Regions from separate parts of the Mus musculus genome. Here regions 1, 2, 3, 5, 6 and 7 are each linked to region 4. Evidence: chromatin loops called from intact Hi-C (ENCODE). Cell type or tissue: left cerebral cortex. All regions are shown on one strand.

Region 1 (4,000 bases), 420 kb after region 4:
AGTTGTAATATATAGCCTGGGACAACCTGCCTAGGGATTGTGCTGCCCATGGTAGGCTGGGTCTACATCAACCATCCATCAAGACAGTTCCTCATAGGCCAATCTTTCAAGGCAGCTCTTCAATTGAGATTCCTTCTTCTTCCCAGGTGACTCTAGGTTCTGTCAAGCTGACAGTGAGAGCAAGCAGCCTCACTACAAGGTACAAGTCTTACAAGCCTTGAGGCGGGAGGAAAGCCCAACTTCTCTGGTTGTGTTTTGTGTGTGTGCCTCTTTTATTTCTGGTCAGACTCATGATTGACTCTTCATAGACACATTACCCACTCAGAGAGTGTCTGGCTACCTACCCTATTTCTTTCCTCTTCCAGACTGGAAACACAAAGATAACTAACTCATTGTCCTAAACCTGCAGTCACCTTAGATTCCAGGGATGGCCAGTCCCTGCAGGATGAATGACCTACAAGATGAAAACAAAAATATCTACCATGGAAACGGCACACCTTGTATCTGATCAGGTGACACAGACCAGATCATAGACTCTATTTATTGGACCACTTTGTAGGACCACACCTTGCTCAAGACTGCTTAGTTATGCACGCCTCCCCTCCCACCCCGTCCAGTTCTTCCTCTACTTAAATCTAAAGTTCACATAGGTGTCCTGAGGACAGATTCATGGCCATTGAACTTCCTTCTTCCAGACAGTTGATAAAATCTTTCTCTGCTTTTCAGGATTACATGTCTTATGGTGTATTCAGACCAATGGCTGAGCCTAGCCTTTTAAGGCTGTGTGAGAACCGGGTCTTCTATGCTGGAACTCCAGTTACACACTGGCCACCTTTTCCTCGGTGTTTTTTTCAGGGTTCTCTGACACATTCCATGATAACAGTGCTTTGACTTTTCAGTCTCTTGGAGTCCTGGAGGCTCTGTGCAAAGAGCAGACTCTTCAGTCCCAAGCTGGGTAGAACACTCTATCCATTAGGCACTAGAGGGTTTGAGATAAAAATCAACACACACACACACACACACACACACACACACACACACACACACCAAAACCATTGGCTCTGAAACATAAAGGGGAAACTTTACAATGGAAATTAATAAAATTTTAATGAAATGTCTCCCAAACAAAATCTTCCATCAGCCTCATTAAGGGCTTCATTTAGTATTCGTAAAAATTTCATTACGTTTCAGAACGATGTGCAGGTTAGATTTTTCTCACTTTGCAAGAATTCCTGAGCCCCCCTGATAATTGCTGAGAAATCAAAGCCAATTCTACATCAAATGAATTACTTGTAGCCAAAGAATTTCAAAAGCAAAGTTATAAAAATAAGTCATAATTTTTCACAGGAAAAAAAAAGTATTTAATCTGTTTGATGTGTGTGAGGCAGAGTCTCTGAGCATGCTGGGATCCAGCGCGGGTCTGAAAGCAGTCTTGATGTCTGGCCTAGGCAAGCATATGTTAGCTTCCTCCTGAGTGAATGGGTGGGGGAAAAAAAGGCAATCTAAGTGATAGTGAAAAGTGTAAAGGTGGGAGGGAGGGAAGAAAAACAGACAGGAGAAATATAGCAAACATGAGCCAAAGTTTTAAGGAGCAATCTTAGCAACAAAGCCAAGGCCTCGCTGCTGACAGAAACAGACCACACCGCCCCCTTCTGGTTGGAGGAGTGCAGTGCTAGCCGCACGACTTGAGTTTCTCCCACGCTCAGAACATCAAAGCCCCTTGAAATTGTCTCAGAGAGAGATCAGCGCTCCCTGAGGACCGAGACCCTGCCTCTCCTCCAGCCAGGAGCTGGGAGGAAAGCTTTGTAACTGGCACCGTGTCAGGCATCCTGACACACGTCTAATCCCATCTTGAACCTATTTCTGCCTTTTCCCCAAACCGAGTCTCGCCTAACCCATTCCATATGTCTCTCTCTTTCTCTCTCTCTCTCTCTCTCTCTCTCTCTCTCTCTCTCTCTCTCTCTCTCTCTGACGGAAAATAGGCTTTGCTTTCATTTCAAAGGGCATCATTGAAAAATCTGGGCGACAGGACTTTGTTCTAAGACAGGCAATACTCGGGGAGCTCTTCTGAGGAAGTAATCAGAAATAAATGGAAAGATTTATATACAAGATGTCCGCTGTGGAATTATTTGTAACGGCAAAGAACTAAAGACAGCCACAGTGCCCCCAAAGCAAGGAGATGGTTAAATAAATCACCATCTACCCACACAAGAGAAGTTTATGCAGCCATTAGCATGTGCATGATTTTGAAATTTTCATTTACAGCAATAGCCAACCATTAGGGAGCCCTTCCTAGGCAGTATGTCACTGTACTCTACTGAGGAAAGTCCTTTGTGTTACTCCCTCCACTTGATACACAACACAACTGAGGTTCCACCACTGAGGTACATAGACTGTGTTAGAGTGTCCTGCTGGCCTCCTAGGGGCACATGAGTGTGGAGGCAAAGGGAGGGAGAGTTTCACTCCTAGATCCACTGCAAAGCTGTGGCAAAGGAGGATGGATCTGACCCCAAAGGGATGATAAGGTTCACTGACTCTTGCAAGGAGCATCCACAGGGAAGGTAAGACCCAAGATAAATCCTAGAGGGGGACCTTGGGGGTAGGAGTCCAAAAGTAGTGGTCCTTATCTTAGATGCAACACAGCTGCCAATTAGGTAGGCGAGGCTGGGCTGAGGCTTTGGAGAGCCAATTGGTAATGAAAACAAAGCATCGCTGAGCCTGTCAGCACCAGCTGCTCTCCCCTGGTCTCTTTAAATTCTGTGGACCATGGCCTCTCCTTCCTCCATTGTTGTTCCAATAGACAGATGAGAAAATTGAGGCTTGGGAGACTCAAACTTTGGCTTGAGATCCTGACTAAGTAGGTCCAGAGGCTGTATGCTTGGGCACAGTCACAGCCTCTCCCCGACGAGCTGGCCACCACATAGAAGCAGAAGCCTATGTTGTTCACACCCACCCAGTACGATGCTTTCTCGTGTCCCTCAGTTGCAGCTGGCCTCCTCTACCATTTCAGGAATGCGTTATGCACGAGAAAGCTTGCAGAGTCTTCTGAGTCTAGAAGATCTCCCTTAGAAACCCAGTTTCAGGCAGCGTATGAGCCAAAAAAAAAGTAGAAAGCCTCATCCCCACTGAGGGAGAATGGCCAAACCTCTGGGGCTCCTCGCACAGGTGCTGTAGGAAGGAACCTGAGAAGCAAAAGAACAGCCCGAGCTCCTCAGAAGTCCTTGCTCAGAGCTGGCCAGCGAGCCCAGGATCTGCCTGTCTCTGTTCCCTAGAGTTCGTGTTTGAAACACACCTCACTATGTCCGGCTGCTGTGGTTCCTTGTGTGGGTTCCAAGGATTAAACTCAGATTCTCATGCCTGTGTGACAAACACTTTACCAAAGTAAATCTTGGCCTTGGTCCAGACCAGAACCCAAGACGAAGCCATGGCAGAGGCCCAACCTGCCATGCCCCTCCTGAGCTCCACTCAGACTCTCTCCCTGCCTTCACTGGCTATAATCACAAGATACTAGGATTTTGTGGAGTTTTCCTAAGCCATTGCTCTCTTCTGAACCAGGAAGTACAGAAACCTGTGAGTTCTGCCTTGAGTGTGGACCCCCTCTCACAACTCACTTGGGTCATGCACATAATAACTCTGCGTGGGGGTTTACACAGAAGAGACAACCTTAAATGGTATCCCCTCCTCTAAGAGCCATGTTGTCTAAAGACTATCCTAACGTGCTGCAAAACTGGAGGGGTTAGGAGATGGAGGGGCCTCTCCCAGCAATAGCTGATGCCCATCTATTGCTTTGTGTAGCCAATCAGCTTCTCCTGGGACCCTCAAGCCAGGCTGAGTTTCGCTCCCAGGTTCCTATAGGGGGAGTTCGGGACAGGAGCATGTAGAGCCACTTGTCCTTTAAAACCAGAGCCAGTGAGGACGGGCAGGACAAGGAGAGAGGAACAGAAGAAAAGAGGGAGGGAAACAGAGCCACAGGCCTGACTTTTTGGGTTTCCTGCTTCTA
Region 2 (4,000 bases), 67 kb before region 4:
ACTGGGCCTGGTAGTGTGTAGCTGTGATCCTAGAACTTGGACAGTAGAGGCAGGAAGATCCAATTGGTCAGCCTTGAATTTAAGGAGTTTAAGGTCAGCCTGAGCTATCTGAGACTGCCTAAAAAAAATAAATAAATAAAACAATTAAAAAAAAAACCAAAGTAAGGAAAAACAGTGACAGCTTCTGAGATACTTAAAGCTTTTATTCTATACATGCTCACACTTTTTTAAAAGTTAGCATGCGTGTTGTGTGTTAAGCAGGTGGTGGGAGGGATGCATGCAGGTGCCACGGTGCATATATGGAGGTCAGAGGACAGCTTGAGAGAATCAGTTTTCTCCTTCCAATGTGCTGTCCTGGGGACCAATTTATCCCCTGAGCCAGGCATGTCCCCACGACTTTGTCTAGAACAGCCTCAGAATATGTACCCATGGTCCATGTGGGGACCTTGATTTTACCATCCTTGCCAGAAAACCAGTGCCTACCACATTAAAGTACACTGTCCCATGCTATGGCCAGCCAAACTTTGCTCTTACAGGCCAGCAGACACTTCTCAGGCAAGCCATGTTGCCATGTTTTCGTTCCCGTTAGACCTCCCTCCTAACCCTGCCTTGCCCTAGGCAGAGTCTCCAGGCCTCTGACTAAACCCAAACTTAGATCAGAGAAGTTTGCAAGCACCGTCTTCACATCAGCCTTGCAGTGTGACTCTGGATCAAGCACCGAGCTTCCTTCAGTCTCTCTAAATGCAGACTCAAGGGCAAGGTCTGATCTTGAAGCACTGCTGGGATCCCAGTGCAGATTAAAGGGACCTTGCATCTCACCTTAGCCCAAGCTCTCCAGAAAGCAAAGCCTGAGGCAGTTCCACACTGCACTGCTGGCCTTTTAAAGAGCAAAGAGGGGCGGGGGGCGGGGGGGGGGGAGCTGCAGACTGGGAAAGAAAGCAGAGAACAAGAACATACCAGTGACCTGGCTGTGTCTGGACAGACATTCTGTTGATGTGATGACAAGGTCTCTCTGATACAGGAGGCTGGGGGCCCGACTCAGTTGATAAAGTGCTTGCTGTGGAAACACGAGGGTCTGAGTGAGTTCAGACCCCCTAGTAGCCACATGAAGGAGCTAGGCATAGCACTTCCCGTAATCTGAACACAGGGTGGATGGGGAGTCTTGGGGCGAGGCAGAGACATGAGGATCCCTGGGGCTTGTTGGTCAAATTGGTGAGCTATAGGTTCCGTGAGAGACCTTATCTAAAAAATTAAGGTAGTGACTGGTTGAGGAAGATATCTAACATCCTCTGCCTTCCACAGGCATATACAGCAGGTCCACACATCTGCAGACACATGCCTGCGTGCTCGTGCGCGCGCGCGCACACACACACACACACACACACACACACACACACACACACACACCAATACAGTGACCACTTCTTGAGTACCAGGGAGTAGAACTTATCCCTAGACTCCAGGACTCTGTCTTCCAGAGGATGCCCCACAGGGGTTTTTCCTCCACGCCTCCTGTTTTCACAGACAGGTCCCTAGGGAGTCTGACCAGCATCAGATGGGTTATAATCTAGGAGGCATATAGCAGCAGCGCAGATAAGAGAGTAAATGTTCTAGGCTCCTACCCACATTCTTGAAACCAGAGGCACACAGTTGGGCCTGCAGTGGACTGTAGAGCAAAGGAACCACAAACATTTAAGATGCAGGAGACAAAGCAGGGCAAGATTTTCAGTGAGGTACAAGGAGTGTCACCATCACTCCGCCTACGCCTGCTTCTGCGTCTTGACTCCTGTCATGTCTAGCTTTGCGCTGCAATTTTGGGACTCATTCATTTTGTGGTCATGGAAATATTCTAATTCAATCTTTTATTAATTCTTGGAGAATTTCCAACATGCATAGAATAGATTCTGATCATATCCATATTCCATACACCCACACACACAATTCCTCTCTATAACTCCCTCAGGATATACCTCCCTCCCACACCTCCCAACTTCGTGTGAAGTAGACCACTGGGTTCAATTTGTGCTGCTCATGCAGGCATGGGTGTGGACCATCGCTGGAGCATGGCTGACTTAGCAGGACCACACCTTAAAGATGATTGATTCTCCTTCTAGCAGTTGTTGACTGTCAATAGCACGTCAGCTAGGGACTGGGGACTCATAAGCAACTGCTCCATGAACCGTGCTGAAATGCTGACTGGTTTGACCTTGTGCAGCTCCTGTGTAGGCAGCCGTAGATGCTGTATGAGCATCATTCCTGTCACAGGGCCTCACTTATGAAAAGGCGGGGGGGGGGGGTCCTTCCTTCCCCCGAAAAGACCAATAGCTACACAATCTCCCCCAGGTCTTCTCTGAGAAGACATAAGGTGAATGAAGCAAGCTATACTTGCTCACTGGCCCCAGCTCCCCAGAACAGTCACCAAGAGGTCACTATCTTCATGGTCCTCATCCCTAATAGCCACATGGCTGTACTGCTTGGCTCACCAGGCACAGAAAGCTGGGACACCATCCGGGTGAGATCTAAGCCCTCAATTTGAGCTGTGCTTAGGAGCTATGCTTACTGCAATTGCTCATTTGTAAATTCTTGTCATTTGGGCCAGAGGTGTGTCTGGGTTGCCAGAGAGTCCCTCCCAGAGCCTATTGGGAAAAGAACTCAAGGCAGGTAGCTCTCTCTGCAGCATGCAGATATTGCTGCAGCTTCTTCTGCACAGGCATCCCACTGGGTAGGTTTTTTGTCAGTTCTTACAGGTGCATTGTATGCTTCTACAGGGAAGTGTGTATGAGGGTGCATGTGCCAACACATGCACTTGTGCATGCATGCATGTGTGTGTTTTCTACTTATAAATCCTTAATATTCAAAGAGTTATGCATTTTTATTTTATGCATATGCATTTTCCCTGTGTGTGTGTGTCTGTGCACTGGCAAGTGCCTGGAGCCCACAGAGCAAGAAGAAGGCATACGATCCCCTGAATCTGGATGGAGTTAAGGATGTTTTTAAGCTGTCATGAGGGTGCTGAGAACTGAACCTGTGACCTCCAAAAGAACAGCAAGCATCTTTAACTGCTGAGCCATCTCTCCAGCCCCTCCCAGTACCTTTAAACACCACTGCAGTTTATGATTCTCTCTCTTGTGTTTTTATCTTGACAGTGCATTCTGCCTAAGAGGTCCCTCCTTGAATTCCATGGCTACCTGGGCGTCTGCTGGGCTTGTGCACAGTATCTACCTGGCCTTTTCCCTGTGGGTGGCTATTTAGGTCGTTTCATCCTTGAAGTTACAGAGAGTCCCCACAGTGAGTACACGAGGCAAAGCTTCCAGGGAGGAGCGCTTTTTGCCATTTTAAGGGATGTTCCATTTGGAATCTGTACTGATTCACACTTCCATGAGGGATCTGGAAGTCTGCTCAGTTCTTTTCACACCACCACTCTCAGTATGTGTTTAAATCTTTCACAGTCTGCTTGGTGAAAGATGCTATTTCAATGTGGCTTAATTTACTTGTAGGTTACTGCATCAAGCTTGGGTGTGTTTATGCCTCTGTTACCAACCGGAGATAAAGCTACTGGGGCTTTTGCAGGTTGCATGTCTTGTAGCTTGATAATGTAATTGCAGGGGTGAGGAGGGAAATGAAAGCCAAGGCTAATGCGCATGTTGGTGCCTCCTTAGTTCTGAGGACACTGGGTACACCTCACAGATGCTAAGTAATCGTTCTTCTCCTTTTATCTTTTGCTTTCTTTGGTGTGGGTATGGGGTCTAACTGTGTCACCCAGACTGCCTGGAACATAATTATTGCATTCTGACCTTGAATTCCAGCAGTCTGGATGCCTCCTGAGTGCTAGGATTACAGCCCAACTCAAGAAGTACTTTAAAAAAATCGTTACAGGGAAGGGAGGCATCCATGTGCCACAGTGAGCATATGGAGGTCTGAGGATATCCTCAGAAATCAGTCTTTGTCGCGTATCTGGTTGGATGCAGGGTCTCATGCTGTTTTCTGCCGTGTACCCCTG
Region 3 (4,000 bases), 140 kb before region 4:
CTTCCTCTTGTGGTCAGCAGAAGAAGCACTGCTATCACAAAGCTAAGGGGGTTGTATGTGTACATACATGTATATATGTGTACACAGATGTTGGAAAGAACAGAAGAGCCAAGAATGGAGTGTGTACTCGTAAGCCTATCGGGTCAGGAGCATGAAGAGTACAAGGCCAAGTGTTTTGTTCTTTCTGTCCTCTTGACACAAGCTAGAGTCTCCCAGGAAGATGGATGCTCAATTGAGCAAATGTCTAAACAGACTGACCTGTGGGTAAGTCTATCAGTATTTTTTAAAATTGATTATTGGTATGGGATGCCCCAACACACTGGATGGTTCTACCCCTAGAAAGGTGGTCTTGGGTTGTGTAAGAAAGCAGGCTGAGCAAGTCATGAGTAACAAGCCCAAAAAACCAGCATCCCTCCATGGCGTCAGGTTCTGCCTCGAGGTTCCTACGCTGACTTCCCTTCCTGATGAACTAAACCATAAGATTAAATAAACCCTTTTCTCCCCATGTTGTTTTTGGTCATGGTTTTTGTCTTGACAATAGAAAGCAAACTCAAACACCAACCTCCTTACATAAGGAGTTAGAAGCCAGCCAGGCCATGCGAGCCCTAGCCTCAAACATGTGAAGTGGAGAGTAATTGAGGCAAACACCTGGTGCCATTTGGTCTCCACATGCACGCACACTCACACACACACACACACACACAAAAGAAAAAACAGGAGGAAGATGAAGATGAAACAGAGAAGGCACTATAGAACGAGGCCTATAGTCATTGCCATGCTGAAAGTAACAGGCCCACATCTTCCTTACACTTCAGCCCATCATGCTGGATGTTTTCCCTGGTCTCAGCCACTTGGAGCAAAAGACTGAAGTCTGAGCAGTAGATAGACACCATGGAGGCTGGTTCATCAACATTTGGTACATTCATAGCTCAATGGCCTAACCAAGCCAAATAAGTTACGGGCTGGACCAACTTCAACCTAAAGCTCACTGGCCATGAGATTGCCTTTGCCCATGAGCGCATGTGGGGGTCAGCTGATCCTTCTGGTGGATGCAAAGGTCATAGCAGGTTTGTGTGACACAACTGAAAGGAGGTAACAACAGCTTTCCCAATGGCAGGTTAGATGTCACCCCCCCTTACCTTACAAAGACGTAGACCCTGTCAGGTTTCATTGGTTTTTGACGAAGCCAGCAAAGGACCAAACTTCTCCATCACTCTTCTGGGATGGAGACCTCCACAGCCCTGGAAGGTCTGCACTTGAGTGGTGTCCAACAAGGACAAGTGGGACCTGGGTGGAGTGGGAACTGGCTCTGGTTTAGATTCAAAGACTTGAAGTTCTAAGTAGAGGATGGGGGATAGACACTGGCATGCAAATGGTCTGTCTAAGAGCTGTGTGTGTGTGTGTGTGTGTGTGTGTGTGTGTGTGTGTGTGTGTGTGTGTGTGTGTTAGCAGCAAGATCAATAGAGGTCATAGTATATGATCCAACTGCTAAACCAAGGAGGTTTGCCTCTCAGTGCCCTAGCCAGAGCTGGCACCTCCAGCATCAGTGGGTGACAGCCTCATTTTTGGTTTGTGCTGTTGGCTGCTTTCCAGAGTTTTCACTTATTTCTAGGTGTCACAGATTTAAAAGCACATCAAGGTTTGAAGAGTGTGGAAAGGAGACTGGCTGAGTTGCGGGAGGCCTAAGGGGGCCTGCCAGAGACCCTGTTAGAGCGGTAAAGACCTCTGCCTGGGAACGAGGACAAGTATAAGAGGTGTGAGCTCCGTCTTGAGTTTATGAGGGTGCTGTCATGAGACAAAGGCTGGTTCAGTGGATGCAGTAGGCAAGGCTGAGACTCAACAGTGAGGGGTAGTGCTTCGTAAAATGGGGAGGCAGAGTCTAACAAGAAAAGGAGTGTGTGTGTGTGTGTGTCTGTGTGTGTGTCTGTTATACCCTTATGTATTTTGGAGATTCAGAGCTATGTCCTAGTGCATGTCGTGTGTGTGTGTGTGTGTGTGTGTGTGTGTGTGTGTATCAATAAGTAGACTCCATGGGAAAATCCAAAACCCCAAAAGAGCTTGTCCTTGCCTGAGTCCCTTGACTAAAAGCGAGGGCCTGGTGCTGAGCTGACTGCAGGAAACTGATGCTGGTAGCCAGGGCTCCAGTCCCCATGAAGCCTTACTAATATAATAGGCTTTTTCAGGATCACCAGTGGACAAACTGATCAGGCCCTTTCACCAGTGGGCTATACCTGGGCATAGCACACTGTGTTGCTAGTGTCCCCTGGGATCCTGGATTGGAGAGAAAGGGGGAACAAGAGGCAAAGTGAACTCTGTGAAACAGACTGGAGCACACAAAAGCCCGTTAGTGCTTCAGGATGGCCTCTTCAAGCATATGTATACATCAGGACCAGTATGGCCTCTTCTTTCTGCTGTCTACCTCCCAGGGCTGGTCAGAGGCAAATTTATTTTTGTGCAAAGCCTTCTGTATAGGGTGAGCTTGTATACCCACCAACGTGTGATGTGTGATATATATGCACAAAATTATTTTCATAAACATGGGGGTCTTTGGTGACACAGGCCCTGTTTAACATAACAGTCTGTCTCAGCACACAGAGTGCTGGAGTGCCTCTGAATAGCTGCATGGAACTCTGTTCTAATGATGCCTGTAATTTATTAAAGTGTCCTATTAATGGACGTTAGGATGTCACTAGTCTCCTGGTATTGCAATTATGGTGGCAGTGAATATTCTCACACGTAAGTCATTCTGCAGCCCCCAGAGCTGATCAGTTACGCTAAATAACATGAAACCAAGAGCTGGGCAGAAAGGGCTGTGCACTCGGTGTATCATCAGGGTTGCCACGATGCCTTCCAGGGCTGCTGTACCATACTCCCCCTCACAGGATGCCAGAACTGCCTACCTCCCCCATCCTCACCAGCGCAGCATCAGCACCCTTCTGATGTTTGCCAATGCGAAGGTGGAGTATGATATTTCTGCTTGTTTGAATATCATTTTGTGTGTATGTGTGGGTGCACTCAGGGAGCCTTCATAAGCAAGAACCAACCTACCATGTGATTCAGAACCTTGCTCAGCCGTTATATGATGCCACACAGGACCCTCCCCAAAAATGTCCAGGCCCTCCCCAAAAATGTCCAGGCCCCAGCTTCTCAGAAAGCTAGCTGCTGACTTTGTCCTCACCTTGCCCATTGTGGTTTGCTATAATGATAGGTGGGACTGAATATCTCAACACATGCACACGCACACACACATACACACACATACATACACACACATATATACATACATATACATATATACACATACATGCACACACACATGCACACACAAACACACATTCACACACATACATGCACACACATTACACACACATGCACATACACATACATACAGACATATACACACATACATACATGCACACACATATACACATACAAACACACATATACACATACACTTCCTGTCTAGGCTCCCATCATTGTTTAGATCCAGGTGTGAAATTGCTGTCAGTTTGAATGGCCAAATCAAAGCTGATGATGACAGCAAACTTGGTTGGAGCTCTGAGTGTGGGCAGCTCTGAGCACAGGATTCTGGGAAGACCATCACATTGTCCATCACAGACAATGCCATGGAGGTGTGGTGACCATCAATTCTAGTGAAGCAGCATGTGTGTGTGTGTGCATGTAGTTTGTGTATACTTGTGTTCACGTGTCTACATGGTATGTATGTGTGTGCACATGTATGTGGAGGCCTAAGGTTAATGCCAGATGTCCTCCTTGGTTGCTCTTTTTCTTATGTTCAAAGCAGGGTCTTTCACTGAACAGAGAGCTCACAGATTTAGACAGCCTAGCCAGCCACCTAGTGCCAGGGATCTTCTGCCTCTGCTTCCAGAGTGCTAAAATTACAGGCAGCCACCATGCCCGCCAGGCATTCACATAAGTGCCGAGGATCTGAGCTTTCCCAGCATGCCCTGTGTTCAGGGGGTTCACCCCCTCTCCCCCT
Region 4 (4,000 bases):
CCATATAAACAAATGATGGGTGGAAATCTCAGCTTTAATAAGGACACAGACTATTGCAGGAGGGATTCTGCCAGCTGGGCCTATCTTAAAAACAGGAGTGCTCAGCCGGCCATGTGGGAGGACAGAGCAGCAGAAAGGGCAGCTCTGCAAGTCAAATAGTTGGGTGGGTGGGTGGGTGGGTATGTGGATAGGTAAGAGAGCAGATGGATGGAACGATGGGTGGATAGATGAGTGGATGAATGGGTAGGTGGATGGATGGATGGGTGGGTGCATGGATGGGTAGATGAATGGGTGGATAGATAGATGGGTGAGTAGATGGGTGGACGAATGGGTAGGTATGTGGATGAGTGGAAGGATGGTGGATGGATGGATGGATGGATAAGTGGATGGATAAGTGGATGGATAGTGGATGGGTGGATGAATGGAAGGATAGGTAGATGGGTGGGTGGATGAGTGGGTAAGTGGGTGGGATTAATGGGTGTATGGATGAACGGAAGGGTGGATGGATGGATTGGATGGATGGATGGATGGATGGTGAGTGGAAGGATGAATGGAAGGATGGGTGGATGGATGGGTGGATAGATGGGTGGGTAGATGAATGGATGTATAGTGGATGAGTGGATGGGTGGATAGATAGATGGGTGAATAGATGGATAGATGAGTGGGCAGGTGGCTGGGATTAATGGGTGTGTGGATGAATGGAAGGATAAGTGGGTGGGTGGATGCGTGCATGCATAGTGGATGGGTGGATTAATGGAATGATAGGTGGAGAGATGGATGCATGGACAGTTATACAAATGTATAAAGAACTGGTTAAACAAGAGAGAAGAAATGAGTAGAGAGGGGATTGTGAATAGATGTAGGTGAGGAGAAACAGCTGAATGCCTTCAGCCCTGCCCTGCAGTGCAGAAACTCTAATCACATGAGGATATGGGTGAGTGAGGCCTGGCTGCTGGATTTCACAGGCCTCTACGAGAGTGGCATAAGGTCACCAGATTTCTATTTTGGCTGCTTAAGAACATTGCCATCACAACCTTTGTCTGTTTAAAAACACAAAACAAAATGTGACAGAATAAAGGCTAGCTCTTCCCAAATACAGGCCATTAATCCTAGTTCCCATGTGTGTAGTATTGGGCTTTTTTTTTCCATTGCTACAATATACCTGGGGTGGGGGAGGGGAGTAATATACACAGAGAAGAAGTATACTTAGGAAGTACAACCAGCATGATGAGGGTTCTGTCCCGGGCTTCCCTGGCTATATCATCATGGCAAAGGGTGTCATGGCGAGAGTGCATGCAAGACAGAGAGCCTGAGTGGCAAATCAGAAAGCTAAGGAGTGGAGTGGGTGGTCCTGTTCTTTTTCTAAGAATGTCCTCTCTAGAGAACTAACTCCATGAGGATGCCATTAGACCCTTTCCAGGACCTAATAACCTAATAAATTACCTCTGGAGGCCCCGCTTCTTGAAGGTTCCATCACCTTCCAACATTACTACTCTGAGGAACAAACTTCCGTAAGCGGAATCATTGGACCACTCAAAACCTTGTGGGTAGAGACATATTTGAAATGTGTGTTGCCTTTATATTAAGAATCCATAGATTTGGCGGGGCAGTGGTGAGGCACACCTTTAATCCCAGCACTTGGGAGGTAGAGGCAGGTGGATTTCTGAGTTCAAGGCCAACGTGGTCTACAGAGTGAGTTCCAGGACAGCCAGAGCTACACAGAGAAACCCTGTCTTGAAGAACAAAAAAAAGAAGAAGAAGAAGAAAAAAAAAACTGTTGAAAAAAAGAATCCATAGACTTGAGGACAGTAGTTTAAAATAGCATGAGAAATACATACATAAAACAAAACCTAGTTCTATTAAGTAAAGAAGAACAATATATCACATAAAATGTCAGTGAGTGAAGCATGGGTGTTTAGGTATAGTGAAGACCAGAGGAAGTGATGCTCACAGGACTGCCTACCGCAGAGCTGTCCATCAGCATACAAGAAGTCGTCCAGGCTGCCCTTAAACTCACTTATATCACAGCCTGAACTCCAACTTGAGATCCTCTAGCACCTAGCCTCTGCTTCCCAAGTGCTAGAATTATAGGCACGAGCCATCATGCCTAGTCTTATTCACTTGAAGAGATCGGTCTGTGTCCAGGACAACATTATTTAACTAATCAGAGCACACACGGGCAGCCTCTTTGCCTCATGGATCAACAACCGCAGGCGCAGGCAGCAGAGCTGGGGTGGGAAGTGCAAAAGAACACTCTCCTAGTCAGCCTCTGATTCACACTGGGGTGAGAAGGGCATCGAGAAAGTGCCACCAGATCCCTCCTACTGGTGAATGATGTCTCTGCAGTCTATCTCCAGAAAAGCTGTAATTCAAGGCCCGGAACAACCTGTGATTTACATGCTGGGTTGGTGTAAAAGATATTGTGCAGAGCCTTCTGAGTGTGCTCTGTGTGTTTGTATAAATCTCGCTACTCAAAATATCTCCCACAGTTGACTGACAGCCCGTGTAATTTAGCAGAAGGCTAAAAATTAAAATCCTCAAGCCTGCTGAGGGAGCGTAAGAATGCAGTAACACTGAGCGCCGCCCCTCGCCCGGGCCCAAGCTCGGCAGATGCCAGGGCTGTTCATTTTGGAGACGAAACAAAATATTTGTATTTAGATTTATTAAAGTCATTATTCCGCCATTTGTTCCAATGTGCTTTATTAAAACCGGATCTCGTGTCTGTTTTGAAAGTATTACCTGATTTACATAAGCCAGTCCCAGCCCTAATTACGGCTTCCTTTGGTGTCTTTTCATTCCGAGGGAGGCTCACGCTCCCCCTCCTGGCTTTTTTTTTTTTTTTTTTTTTTTTTTTTTTTTTGTCGCCTGCCTTCATGGCCCATATGTCTGCCTTGAGATAGCAAGAATCCGAGCCTATAAATAGATGGCTGAGAACAGCTCCGCTGCCAGTTATCTGTCCACACATCAACATTACCATAATTGCAACAGGCAATGTGTAATCTTTCTAATCACACGTTCCAGACGGAAAACTGGATCGAGTTTCATAAATTGTATAATTTGAGGCTTTCCTGAGCTAACCGCTGGGCAGGCGGGCTGCTGTGGGTCATCCAGGACTTGGAAGTGCCACCCCTCTAAACCTGGTCAGGCTGTCCCAAGGTGGCATGGTGACACACACCTGAGGCAGTCACTTGGGCGCTGAGAAAAGTAGTGCCACCCTCTCTGAGTCACAGTCCCACCCCCCTCCCAGCCAGGCAGTTTCACTTTTCTCTTTCATTCCTTTGGGGGAAACACTGTAAGTGTTTTCAGGATACAGATGAAGACACCAAGAGAGGTGAGACTCGTCTTCAGGGGTGCACCAGCCAGTCGCAGAGACTTAAACACAGATCCCAGACTCAGTACCTCCCCCCCCCCCCATGCCCTGAGCTACAGATTATATCTGCAGCCTGGCGCCAGGGAGGTCCCAGTGAATTCCGTATTTTCGTCCTTTCAATGGCTTTCATAAATCTCATTCTTACTTAATTTTGAAGCCCAAACAGACCTGCTTCTCCAACAAGCCACTGCGCTATCTTGAGTCACAGGGCTTGCAAAGTGGAGCTCTGGGATTCCAGGCTGGGCTGAGTCCAAGGCCTGTGTTCGGGCCTTCAGGACCTGCACTGTCAGGGTCTTCTCTCCTGGGGATCCCTCTCCTCTTTGTTTGCTTTGCCAGCCTCTCAGAAGGATGCTAATTGGGTCCTGTCAGCAGGCAGCAGGCAGAGCCCAGGGAAAGGTGATGAGGGAGGAGGGACAGCCTTCTGCCAGGCTCCCAGACCACTGCTCAGCTTTCCCAGGGCCTGGTGGGGACTCCAGGAAATTGCCTCTGAGTGTCCTACTTCCCTAGAGAGCTGCTGCGGGAGAGCTCCCTTTGTTTTGCATTGCGCGAAACCTCCGGCAATGCTATTCATACTGCAGGTCCCTGGAGTGGCTGATGACACCCTGATATATAGACTGGTCCCCAAGGACC
Region 5 (4,000 bases), 440 kb after region 4:
TATTGAAGGGCTAGAGAGTGCTGTGGAGATTCAAATAGACAGGAACATGGGGAGGTCAGACAGAGAGGCCGAGGATGGAGAGAGAATGAGAACTGAGTCTCCCCAAGCAGGACCACCTCCTGGGTGTGACAATATAGCTTTTACATCAACCACACTGTGACCTGTGTCACCTCATTTTACCAAGGAGGAAACTGAGGATATAGAGGTTTCTTAACCGTACCCAGAAATAAGCAGCCATTGAGTGGAACCAGACTAGGCCAGCTGGCTCCTTCTTTGACACACTGCTGCCCTCAGTGAGGGTGGGATGGGAAGGCAGACTGGGGGCGGGGGGGGGGGCTGGAGAATGAAGGCACAGAGGTAATGTTCCACAGGCAGGTCCTTAAACAGCTGGAGGAAGGAGGGCCAGGAAGCCATGGTCATACAGGTTGGGGAGAGAGGAGACCTGGCCAGTGTGGTTCTTAGCACCCTCTTGCTCTTAAGAACTTTGCCATGGCCACTTTAGCATTCTTCAAAACCGGTACCTTGGAATTAGGAGCTGGCCTGCAGCAGGGAGCAGAGCAGTGCCTTTGCTGGAGAGTGCACCGCCACCACCCTGTCCTTCTACATTACATGGTCCATCAGTGTCTGCTGCCCCTGGCTAATGACACGATCCTCGAGCTTCTGGTACTTTCCACAACTCAGCGGGAAATGTGATGTGGGAAGACGGAGTTAAGATGCCAGGCTCTTTTAACTAGACATGAGAATCTATGATTCTGAAGATTTTAGGAAACAGCAAGTTCTGTCTTCAGTAGCATCTCTGTCCACATCATCTGCTGGGACACTTGATGCATGAATGACTGGACACAGGGCAGTCTCTTCTAAGGATTCTCAACTGCCCTGGGGTCTGGACAGGAGCCAGGGGGACAATGAGCCCGACCACTGTGTCAGCTACTGCTTGGATCTTTCTTTCATCATTTAAATGGAGGGGAATGACATGGAAGACTTAGTTCCACCTATTCCCCAGAAAAGTGGATGCAGAGTCAGGGGAAGCAGCCTCCAAACTCGGCTGAAGAAGAACGGGGCTTGGCTGCTGACTGCTGAGAAACCTGGGGAATGGCTGCCTCTTAGCATTTCTCCATCTGGACATGAGGAAGGTAGCAATTACCTTTTATGTGAGACACTCGCTTACTGTGACAGACTGACGGCATGTAGGACCCTGGTTCCTGTTCACCCCTCTATACTCATGGCCTTTGCCTATGACTCTGTACTGCCTCTCACTTTAAGGGATGGCATCTTTTTCCCGATAAGGTTTTAGAATCTGCCCCCTCAAAATTCGTATGCCAAAGGCTAATGCCCAGCCTGATGGTGTCAGCAGATGGGGGGGGGGGGGCTTCAGGCCATAACTGCCTCATTAGGGTGCAGGCCTCCCAAGTAGACTGGAGAGGGCATTGGAATGGGGAGAGAGCTCAGCTAGTGAAGTGCTGGAGGATCTGAGTTCACTCCCTAGAACCTCACAAAGAGCTGGGTGTGGTAGTACACAGCTGTGCTGCCAAGGGAGGCAGAGACAGGAGGATCCTTGGGGTTCACTGCCCTCCATGTCAGTCTACCCAAATTGGTGAGCCCCAGGTCAGTGAGAGACCCTGTCTCATCAAAAAGGGTACAGAGCAACCACTCAAGATATCGAATATCAACCTGTGACTCTCATATGCTCACACACACACACACACACACACACACACACACACACACACATACACATATGCATTCACACAGAGATATGTGGATGTGAAAACACAAACAAGAGACATATATGTGTGCGTGCGTGTGTATATATATACATATATATCACATTACATATATTGTATATAAATATATATTTTATATAAATGTAAAGCAAGAAAATGGCGTCGGTGCGCCAGTAAGCAGGCCTCCTTCAGACGCCAAGTGCACCTCAATCTTGGGGTTATCAACCTCCAGAACAATGAGTAACACATTTGTGTTGTTCATAAGCAACCAGCTTTGGGCATTTTGTTACAGAAGTCTTCATGGGCTACGACACACCCTCTTCCATTGAGGTTGGTCACATCACTTGCCTTGGCCAATGAGATGTTCACCACTGTGGTAGGGCAAGTGCTCTGATGGCTAAGCTCAACCCTCCCCACCTCTGTATCTGAAGTTGCCAGGAGGGAAAACCCTCCTGAGCTTCTGGAGGGCAAGAGGAGACAAGCTTGGGCTACAGGAAGGAGGTCTATCAAGGTCACCCCACGGCCAGCCTACGTCCAGGTATGTGAACAGCTCAGGTGAGAACAGAGAGATCTCTGCTGACTTGCTGGTCAAGGAATTAAAAAAATGCTGACTTTTTGTAAGCTGGAGTGTGGGTTGATGGTTTGTAGGGCGGAAAGATTTTTGGCAAGCAGTGTGAAACACACTCACAAAAACAGCACACCGTAGGAGCCCAAGATCTGAGCATTTCCCCACATCACTGTACCACCCCCACACTTTCAAGAACCAACTCCATCCTAATGGAGACAGTTGGGAGGCATAAACCTTGGTCCCAGGGCACTCTCAGCTTCTAGCTCAGTGTTACCTCCCACTTCGGATTGATTACAGACGCGGACTGCTCAATTTTGATTAAACACTAAATTGTAAGCTGCTTACAGAATGCATGCAGAAAGCTGGCATTTATGAAGTCCAATAAACTACTTGTAAGAACAGGAGTGCTAGATGAGGGGGAAAAAAAAAATAAGATCCTCATCCAAACAAACACGGGTTGACAGCCGACAGATGGTCAGAATCCCTTCCCTTGTAAACTAGAAAAATGAAGATTTGGCAAGGGCTGTCTGAAAAAGAACTTGCAAACATCAAAGCTTCCCCTTTCTGGGCTGGTGTTTTTCTGGGCCTGACTTCAATATTTTCACAGGCTACTGCACGGAAAAGGTGTTGCAGGCCTCCGCATCGCTGGCGAGGAAAGGCTAAGACATACCAGGGAGGGAGGATTTATAGGAGGCAGCGCTGCCAACCTCGCAAAGAGGGAGCGAGCATTTAAAACCCAGCGCCTGCATACTTCCATAAATCCCCACAACTCAGCGTCAAGCCTCCCCCTTAATCTGCTGAGGTGTGAGGGAAAGGAAGGAGGAATTTTCTAACTCCATTTTTCCACTCGGATCAGCTTCCAAGGGGGAGGGTGACGGCGAGTTAATCTTTTGAGGCCAACAGCCATCTTAATAGAAATAAGATCCAGCCTTAAAACCCCAGGACTGGGCTCCCCTCACCTTTGTAAACTGAAGGAAAACGGCTGTTAAGTAGGGCTTTGGCCTGGACTCAAAGGGGCCCCGAGGATGGGGAGCGGCAGGGTCTTTGACTGCTTGGGTTTTGGTAGTCTCACGTCCTCCCTGGGAACTTGCATTGCTCAGGGTGCCGACATGCTGGTGAGGCAGGCAGACTTGGTGGTTCTTTGGTTATTTACATGGTATGCCACAGATTGACAGATTGCCCTCACTTCCAAAGACAGCCCTGGTGACACTCCCCAGCATCGTTGCCTCAGACACATCAGTTGGTACTGTGGTTTGAGTACCATCTGAGCAAGCCCACAAAGTTCTCATTGTGACTGAAGTCTTGAGCTCAATAGTGGTGCTAAGTGATGATGGAGGACCTTTGGGAGGGGGTGGGGTATAGTGAGATGACCTTTGATTGTAGAGAGCACATGCTCAGAAGGCACTGTGGAGCACCAGTTTCCTTCTCTGATTTTATGTTCACACACACACACACACTGATATACTACTGTCTATTATTCTCATTAGATAACTAATAGAGCTTATCTTGGACATTTTATTTACTTTGTGTGTGCATGCACATGCACACGTGTGCATGGGCACATGTGTGGTATACAGACACATTTGTGGAATGTGTGCATGTGTGTATGTGTGCATGTACAAGTGTGTGCATGTACATATGGAGATGAAAAGTTAGACATCCAGTGTCTCTCTTGAACCTAAAGCTCTGTGATTCAGCTAGACAGGCT
Region 6 (4,000 bases), 550 kb after region 4:
AAACTGACTCTCACACATTGCCCTCTGTGTGTGCACATGTGCATGCATACGCACAATAAATAAATGTTATTTCTTTAAAAATTGACTTCGTCAGTCCCGTTTGAACTAGCATAATCTTTCGGTCAACCATCTGCCAACTATAGGAGTTGAGCTGAGTCTACTTGCAGAAGATCATCATGGCTAGGCTTGTTCCCTGTTGACAGTCCTTTGAAGGGATGAGTAGAGAGGATCATGGGACCCTCACCTGTGTATGCCCCCACTTTTCCCACCCTCCTCCCTTTCACCCTCCCAGGATATCTCAGTGTCTTCCCATCTTCCTGACCACCTCCTCTTTCCCTAAAACAAGGTGACAGCTCCTGTCTGTCCCCATGCCTCCTCCAGGCTTGCTTTAGCCTGGACAACAAAGTGCTCTATGGCCAAAGCCCACCTAGCCTTCTGCTTCATCTCTACCCTGGTGCCTTCACTCTAGAAACCCCAAACATATCCAGCCGCAGACAGGCCACTCTCCCCATACCTGCCCAGTTATATGCTCTCTCACAACCTGACCCTTCTCGGACAGGCCTCTCACCTGGGGGGTCTCAGCCCTAACTCAAAGAGGCCAGGTTTCAACCTCTGGCCTCCAACTCCTGCCCCACTCCTAGGCAGGGCCAGGCCCTTTCCACTGGCTCCATTAGAGCCAGTTCAGGCCACTTACTCACAAGTTTTATGCCCACTAATTCCCAGCCCCACGGGGACCATTTTCAGTTCATCTCCATATGTCTCATCCCCGGTGGCTTTGCATCCTGCTGGGCCTATGTAAATAACCAGATGCAGGGTGGGCCTAGTGGTATAACAAGACACTCCACAAGGACTGAAGATGCCTCCAGTGATGAAGAGGAGGAAAACACTAGCACCCTACCTCAGGAGCTCTAAGGAGGTAACAGGCATCTGAGAGCCATCCAGGGTGCTCACGAAGCCCAGTGGTGAGGGATTAGCTCTGTGGACACTGCTGAACTCTAAGACTCTAGGATGGAATCCTGGGAGTGCTGGAGACATCCAAAAAGTGGTCTCTCTCCCTACTACATCCCCAAGCATCCAGAGCTTGAGCCAAGGTAAATAGACTGAAGGACTGAGGAAGACTTGCATCTCTAGCCAGTCCCACCCAGGAGTAGCCTTATGAAGAGGTTGGAGCCTCAGGAGTTGGCCATCCTAGAGGAGGGACAACAAAGTCATTCCAAAAAGAAGTACCCCACAGCTGAGTGCCAAGGAACAGTTCCATGTCCCGCCCCAATCCATCCCTAGGTGACTGCCCACAGATCATGCCTGACATTCTGGAGGACAGATCATCTGCCCATGTGGGAGGGGTCACAGCCGGGAAGTAAAGGACAGTGACCTACAGAAGACAGATAGGGAGTGTGGGAAATTTGGTGTCACTAACAACCTCTCTTCCTAGAGAGCCAAGCAGGGCTAGAGGTGACAGATTTCACCTGACCTTGGTCTTGTGTGATCTGGAGATGTGTCAATCATGACCACGTGCCAACACCAAAGGAGATCAAACAGGAGCAGAGGCTGGAACAACTCCTGGCAGAACAGCACAGCCAGCTAACAACTCTCAGAGTCTGTTTCCTTCCCATCCCTTCCCCAAGACCAAAGTGCCTCCCTGAGCCTGATCCTCAACACATGGACCTCAAGGTACAAGGACCAGATGAGAACCCCAGATCACCTGAGCCCCTTTTTACAGAGACGGAAACCGAAGCTCTGGAAAGGAAAGGCTCAGCAGAGCATACATGCAGCTGCTGGAACGGAACACCAGTTCAAAGCAGAGCAAGGATGAAGCTCTCCATCCCACATGGCACCACCCCTGCATCACCCCACCCCCAGGCGCATCTGTCCGTGAAAACTGTTACTGTCAGTCGCCGCCCTCCCCAACCTCCATCCTTCCCTTCTTCCTGAAACCAGAACATTGTGCAGAGTAGAGAGGTGGGAGTAGGGCAGCCAGTGGGCAGAAGTGTGATGGTGAAACTCAAGGTACTGGAGAGAAGAAGTCTGGGGACAGCCTCATCACTTTGGGCCATGCAGCCTGGCTGTTGGTACACTGCGCCCCACTGTGCTTTGTCCTGGCTCCTAGCTTGCCCTCCCAGGTTTGACGCACAGCAGTGAAATGCAGAGCTGACCGAGAGAAAAAGCACCTAATCATGTAAGACCCACTCCTGAGAAGCCAAGGCGCGTCACACCCCCAGGTCCTGGTCCCAGGTGCTCTCTGTAGCCCACTGGATGTAGTTGGCCTCATACAGCCATATGAAACTACAGTTAAAAAGGCACAGCAGCAATCCGGAGCTCTCCCTGTTTACGACAGAGTACCACCTCCTACAGCAGCCGCACCACCTTCGCCCACACATGCCTGATGCCACCAAAACAGGCTGTCACAGCAGAGACAGGCCTCTGGTGCCCTCTACTGTTTGACACTCCTGCACCATAGCTGGAGGATGGCACCAAGGCTGGCAGGGGAGACTGGGGAATGGCACCTGCCCCCATTGGGTTGTCCCAGTTTATAACAGCCCCTCCATCCATTTTCCAAGGGGATCCAAAAAAGCATGATACCGCTGCCAGGGGTAGATCAGCAGGGTGTGTCTTGTTGACAGACCACCTAGAGGAATGGCTTGCTAGTGAGCCAGCATGGTAGTGCACATCTGTAATCCCACACCCAGAGAGGCTGAGGCAGGAGGATCCCAAGTTCCAGCCAATCTGGGATGCCTAGGGAGACCCTGATCAGAAAAGAGCTGCTAGTAAGACAGGCTCCTCTCCATCATGGACTGTCTCTCTGCAGAGGCTGCTTCCAGTGTCCCCAACTTGTAGTTCAAGGTCATCACTACTCACAAGGACAATAGCCTCCCTAATTCTGCCCTACTTAGGATCCCCAAGAGTCAAAGAACACAGAAGTAAAATAGCTAGAGATGTATGGCTAGGTATGGAGAGCCACATACAAAGACACATGCCTCTCTCTCCTCTCTCTCTCTCTCTCTCTCTCTCTCTCTCTCTCTCTCTGTCTGTGTGTGTGTGTGTGTGTGTGTGTGTGCGTGCGCGCGCGCTCATGAATATACATATAAAGAGAAAGAAGGAGGTCGAAAGGGAGAAGGGGAAACTGTTGTGAACTGTCCCCTGTCCACTGTCTGCAGAGCTGACCAGTGCCTAAAGCTTTTGGGACGAGATGACATAGCCGGGAGTGTCTAACCCACCTGACAGCAAGTACAGGCCAGAATATATGGGAATTTGGCCCAAGACAAAACTTTAAACTTACTTAAAATACTATGAAGTGGTTTCTGTTGCAATTTTTGTAACTTGAGTGCATGATTCTCAATCACGAACTCTGTAGATGATGTCATTCTGCCTGCTGCCACTCAAAATAACCATAGGCCTGGTCTAGCAATGCCTGGGCCATGGGTAGGATGTCCCTGGAATAAAGTGCAGCTCAAGACAACTCTTCATCAACCAATATGCCCCCAGAGAAGCCAAAGAGAGGGGCTCCTCGGCTCTAGATCACAGTCTCTAGTTCAACTTCACAACATCGGCCTGGAATCCACTGGATTTCTAATCACCTAGACAGAAACAGGCAGTGGGCTTGATTGATTTAAATGTTAGTCTCGGACATAAAATATTTTGTGATACCTTGGCTGGTGTCTGACTAAACCACCAGTCACCGTAGCATATGCAAATCAACACATGCCATCAGCCATCGCACTCCTCGTGGGCTTTGTGTGTCCACCAAGCATGTGCCAAAGTATCAACTCTGCGCCAGATCATGGGAAACCTTGTGTGTACAAGGCACGTCTCTATTCTTTCACAGTCTTTGTTAACCTGGGGCTTCCTGGTCCAAAGGGCCAGCCTTAACAGATGAATTGATTGATGACTTATCTTGCTTCTGTGTCACGATGCTTGGCAAAAGCAACTTAAGGGGAAAGGGTTTGTTCCGGCTCACAGTTTCAGTGTGCAGCCCGTTGCAGCAGAGAAGGCATGGGAGTGG
Region 7 (4,000 bases), 92 kb after region 4:
AATGTGCCAGGGCTATACCAAGTAGTACTTGAACAATCTCCATTGATCTGGGAAAGCAATAGTCCAAGGTGGGCAGGGCCATTATTCTCTTCACTCAACAGAAGAGGAAATAGAGGCTTAGAAAGAGTTCACAAGTGCCCCAAAGTCACAAAGCTTGACCCAGCTAGAGAGTTGGAAGAGGGTTTAAGAGACTGTGGGAAGTCCCTTCACCACCAGGAGCCACAGCCCTCTTTGCTGAAGTGAGCTAGGCTCCTCTTACTGCCCTGACTGGCAGGGCAAGTGTCATTAAGTTGTGGACTCTGGAGCTGAGTTGCCTGGACTCAAGTCCATCAACCCCCACAGTGACCTTGAGGAAGTCATTGTACCTTGGAGTAGTATCAATTGCCCATCTGCTCGGTCGGGGGAATGACATCAGTGGCTCTACCCTCATTCTTTGGGTGAGGATTAAACTTGTTAATATTTGCCCAGCGCTTAGACTGGAATCTGGTGCAGAGTGAGCACTATGTTAAGTTTGTTAAACAAATAACAAACTCCCCTTCTGGCCCCATAGTGAGGCGCTAGCCTGTAGAGGAAGATCTGGGATTAGTGATGGATGGGGTTGGAGGTGGGGGGAGGTTGTGTGTCTGTGTGGGATGAACTTTCCTTAGCAATGAACAGGGCAGAAGAAGGGGACCACAGAATCCACCAAAGAGAGGTGGCTGGCCTTGAGGAAGAAGACTCTCTTTTTTGGGCCAGCTCCAACAAGAGGCTTCCCAAAAATCTGGGCCAGTAGCTGGTGGGGGTTGGGAATGACAGGAGGGGAGGTTTACAACCCCACCCTAGGCCTTGAGATCAGTTCCTCAAAGGATAGGCCACAGTCTGGTGGCTAGCCAGAAGCCATTTTTCTTAATTCCGGAAAAAAAAAATAACACTTGTCTAACGTGTTTTGGATTTATTTTGAAGGAACCAGAGAAGCATCTCTGTCCCCACCTCAAGTTCCCACAGTCATCTTACATCCCAAATGAGGAGCTGGGGGCCTTCCGCTGATGCAGATCCATCCCGGACTTTCCAGCTCACCGCGTGACTTTTTTTTTTTTTTTAATGTGCCAGGAATTCCTCTCCCACGTGGGGTGGACTCCGAGGTACTCAATTAAGCAGCCAATGAAAAGTCAGCTCTCCGGTAGCAAATGACCCTGACACTTCTTGTAACATAAACAGTTGAAACGCTTCCAATTAGAACTGGAGACAGAGCTGTTTGAAGTCTTTTTCTTCAGTCCCCTCCTTCTTTAAAATAATTGTCAAGCGCTTCGGACAGTGTGTTGTGTGCATCTTTCTCTAGCATAAAATAAGCTCATTTCCATTTCTTACAAAATTTGTGAGGTGGCATGGGGGTGGGGTTCTGAGCAGTAGTGAGTTTTGAGCTTAAGGGACCTGAACCAAGTTACCAAGGGCCCTGCTTCCCTTTCAGGCTCTGGGTTCTGGTTACAGAAGAAGGAAGAAGAAGGAAAAAAAAAAGCCGAGGTGATACGGTGAACTGGGAGCCAGAGGCTCCTCAACCATACCTTCAGAGAGGGTTAGAATGAATGAATGAGTGAATGAGTGAATGAATGTCTTTCAGTAAATGCTCATATAGATTCGGCTTGCACAAACAAAGGAGTTTGGCCGTGGATCTGGCTGTCCTGGATTCCAATTCTCTCTGCCTAGCTCGCGGCCTATTACTAAGCTTTGTTTGTGTATCAGCCCCTCTTCTACTCTATAAGACGGGCCGTCAGCCAGGCCTTGGGAGTGAAGTGAGGACGTACTGGGTAACCATGGCCGCTTTGTACCTATTAAACGCTCAAGGGCTGTCCTTCCACACAGTGGGGAGCGCTGCTGCAAGCAGTTCGGCTCTGCCGTGGGGGCGGCGCTCGGCAAAACCGCATCCATCACGCTCATCATCCGTGTGGCAGGCCGGGTGCTGGCGCCTGGGTTCACAGGAGAACTCAATGTGAAGTCTGCCTTGCACTAGCTCACGCTGACTAGTGGGGTCCTTGGGAGCATCACTGCCCTGGCAGGAGACGCGGAGACCAGAGACAGAGCTGCGGCGCTTTTCTGTACACAGTCCGCATAGACAGGACCTGAAAGCCCAAGGCATCGGCGGCCGCCAGGAGGAGGGCGCCGTCCGACCCAGTCCGGAGGGAGACGGAGGAGAGAGAGGCCGAGTAAGGCGCCTTGGCTTGGGCATCTTGAAGGCATTGTGTTTAATAAATCTGGGCGAAAAGCACACCCGCTCTTCTCCCCCCCCCCTTTTCTCGGCTCCCAAATCAAGACCTGCTGTACGACCCCCAGTTTAAGGGGTCTTAAAACCCCTGCACTTTGATTAGCAGCTTCAAAGAGATCCCTTTAAAGTTCCCCTTCTTCCCCAACCTCACCTCTCCTCGACACCCATCCCCCCCCAGCACTCCTAAGACCAGAACAACAACAACAAAACTAAATGCAAGTTTAAAGGGGGGCGGTGGAGATGGAAAATCTCAGACTTCCTCCTGAACGCGGCCCATAGAAATTACCTATTTCAGACGTGCGCAGGAGTAGGAACACCGTGGAGTTTGGGTTTTGATTTTCTTCCTTTTTTTTCTTTCTTTCTTTCCTTTTTCTTCTTCTTTTTTTTTTCTTCAGGGTTTGTGTGTGTTTTTACCTTTTATTATTTAAATTGATACGTTTCATTACTAGGGAGAAAAATAAAATATTCCTTTGATACACAAAATCAAATTGATATTTAGCCTCTGCTTACTTTTTTATGCATGGCTCCTTTATACCACATGGTAGTGACAGATTGTTTGAGCTGGAAGGAAAAGCCATTCAAAGCTAATTAAGCAGCCATTCCAAGCACTATTTGCAAGCGGGAGGCTCAGAAGCCTCGGCATTTGTCAGCGCTCCCCCACCCCTCGTGGTTTTGACTGACAGCTCTGGCTAAGGACTGACAGCTCTCGGAATCTCCACCAATTACTAGTCGAGAGTCTCTTTGCTGGTCTGTGATTGGGTTTTAGACTTGCTCGGGGGCGTGGCCGGCGCGCCCCACGTGGGGGCTGGAGCGAGAAAGGGGCGGGCCGGGTAGGAAGCGGGTGCGCCCACCCGTGACGTAAGGGGGAGGGCAGAGAAGGGGGAGGGGAGAGGGAAGCTCCAAAGAGGAGCCATTTTGAGACTAATGGATGCTTTGGCCAGATGCTCGCATCTGTCGAGCTAGGCTTCTCCCTGCCCCCTCCCCCTTTTCGGTGCGCATCGTACACGATTTATGTTTTTATTTAGGAGAATAAATAAATGAAGAGGGGAGCGTGGTCGAGGCCGGAGCGGGCGCTGAGAGGCTCCATCTCGGGGCGGCCGCTCACGTGGAGGTCCCCGCGCGCTCCCAGCTACTCATTAAGATGCAAACGCGAAACTCAGGCTCCTAATGAGGGGAAAATATAGATTCCGGGGGCGCGCGGCCGGCTCGCGCGCGCCCGCAACGGGCCAGGAGCGTGTGCTTGCGTGCAAGCTTGGTGGGAAAGCCGGGAGGGACCCGAGGACACCTGGGCGGCCCACTCGGCGTTGGTTCTCCGAGGCCGGCGGACCTAGGGTGGGCAGTGTGCCCTGACGTGACCCTTGTCTGCGAGCAGATGGGCCCCAGAGTCGAATATCTACGCCTCCTTGGGTGTCTATGCTGGTGACCAGGGACGCTCCAGGCTCGCAGTCGCTCTTCCACGGGTGGCTGCCGATGCATGTGCCCAGGCAGGCCATCAGGCCAAGAAACGGGGTCGGAACTCTGGGTCGTAGCCAGGAGGGCCCCAACTCCGTGCTTTCCCTTCTTCACCATCTCGGGCCCGGAGCACTGCTGAGGAACCCGCCTTGGCAAGGCTGCGGCCAGGACGTAGCTGTCCCCAAAGGGCAAGAGCCCCAAATGGGGCTAGCCGCACTACTGAGCCTGTTGTCCGCAGACTGCCAGGCCCTTCCATCTGCGCGGCCCGCCAAGCCAGAGTTCTCAGACTTCCCCCTCGCCGGCAGCCGC

Evidence for each region. Hi-C counts contacts between places; a loop is a spot of excess contacts. Peaks named below come from ENCODE experiments on the same cell type or tissue, not always from the same donor. Only the 100,000 strongest peaks of a DNase experiment are listed, where the experiment ranks them.
Region 1: a loop joins it to region 4, with 2.0 times the contacts of the local background. A loop is called at or near these places in 5 of 42 quality-filtered maps.
Region 2: a loop joins it to region 4, with 10 times the contacts of the local background. A loop is called at or near these places in 6 of 42 quality-filtered maps.
Region 3: a loop joins it to region 4, with 5 times the contacts of the local background. A loop is called at or near these places in 2 of 42 quality-filtered maps.
Region 5: it touches region 4 in a loop (1.9-fold over the local background); 2 of 42 quality-filtered maps call a loop at or near these places.
Region 6: a loop joins it to region 4, with 2.4 times the contacts of the local background. A loop is called at or near these places in 6 of 42 quality-filtered maps.
Region 7: a loop joins it to region 4, with 9 times the contacts of the local background. A loop is called at or near these places in 10 of 42 quality-filtered maps.

The regions. Positions count from the first base shown.
Region 1 is chr9:61,696,451-61,700,450 of GRCm38, forward strand. No RefSeq gene overlaps it. Among named protein-coding and RNA genes, the nearest start is that of Gm34770, 37 kb to the left of the region's middle. In left cerebral cortex, a CTCF peak has its summit at 1,667 (motif pointing left); DNase peaks (open chromatin) are centred at 1,610 and 2,967.
Region 2 is chr9:61,208,418-61,212,417 of GRCm38, forward strand. Gm34105 (a long non-coding RNA gene) reads left to right here. Exons shown (of 4, transcript XR_379511.1): 3 at 3,147-3,288. Among named protein-coding and RNA genes, the nearest start is that of Gm34105, 3.7 kb to the left of the region's middle. In left cerebral cortex, no CTCF peak of the experiment used is centred here; DNase peaks (open chromatin) are centred at 1,744 and 3,394.
Region 3 is chr9:61,140,364-61,144,363 of GRCm38, forward strand. It overlaps I730028E13Rik (RIKEN cDNA I730028E13 gene), which reads left to right. Exons shown (of 3, transcript NR_045705.1): 2 at 88-264. Among named protein-coding and RNA genes, the nearest start is that of I730028E13Rik, 3.8 kb to the left of the region's middle. In left cerebral cortex, no CTCF peak of the experiment used is centred here; DNase peaks (open chromatin) are centred at 1,606, 2,938 and 3,845.
Region 4 is chr9:61,275,486-61,279,485 of GRCm38, forward strand. All of the region lies in intron 3 of B930092H01Rik (RIKEN cDNA B930092H01 gene), which reads right to left. Among named protein-coding and RNA genes, the nearest start is that of Gm51681, 6.0 kb to the right of the region's middle. In left cerebral cortex, a CTCF peak has its summit at 2,338; DNase peaks (open chromatin) are centred at 2,480, 2,962 and 3,689; H3K4me3 peaks cover 528 bases; H3K27ac peaks cover 742 bases.
Region 5 is chr9:61,711,597-61,715,596 of GRCm38, forward strand. No RefSeq gene overlaps it. Among named protein-coding and RNA genes, the nearest start is that of Gm34770, 52 kb to the left of the region's middle. In left cerebral cortex, no CTCF peak of the experiment used is centred here; DNase peaks (open chromatin) are centred at 2,423 and 2,940.
Region 6 is chr9:61,828,046-61,832,045 of GRCm38, forward strand. No RefSeq gene overlaps it. Among named protein-coding and RNA genes, the nearest start is that of Gm34828, 7.6 kb to the left of the region's middle. In left cerebral cortex, a CTCF peak has its summit at 2,437 (motif pointing left); DNase peaks (open chromatin) are centred at 1,880 and 2,388.
Region 7 is chr9:61,367,635-61,371,634 of GRCm38, forward strand. It overlaps Gm34157 (a long non-coding RNA gene), which reads right to left and starts at 2,856. Exons shown (of 3, transcript XR_379512.3): 1 at 2,750-2,856; 2 at 2,526-2,653; 3 at 968-2,096. In left cerebral cortex, CTCF peaks have their summits at 2,098 and 2,754; DNase peaks (open chromatin) are centred at 1,158, 1,908, 2,379, 2,956 and 1 more place; H3K4me3 peaks cover 2,064 bases; H3K27ac peaks cover 920 bases.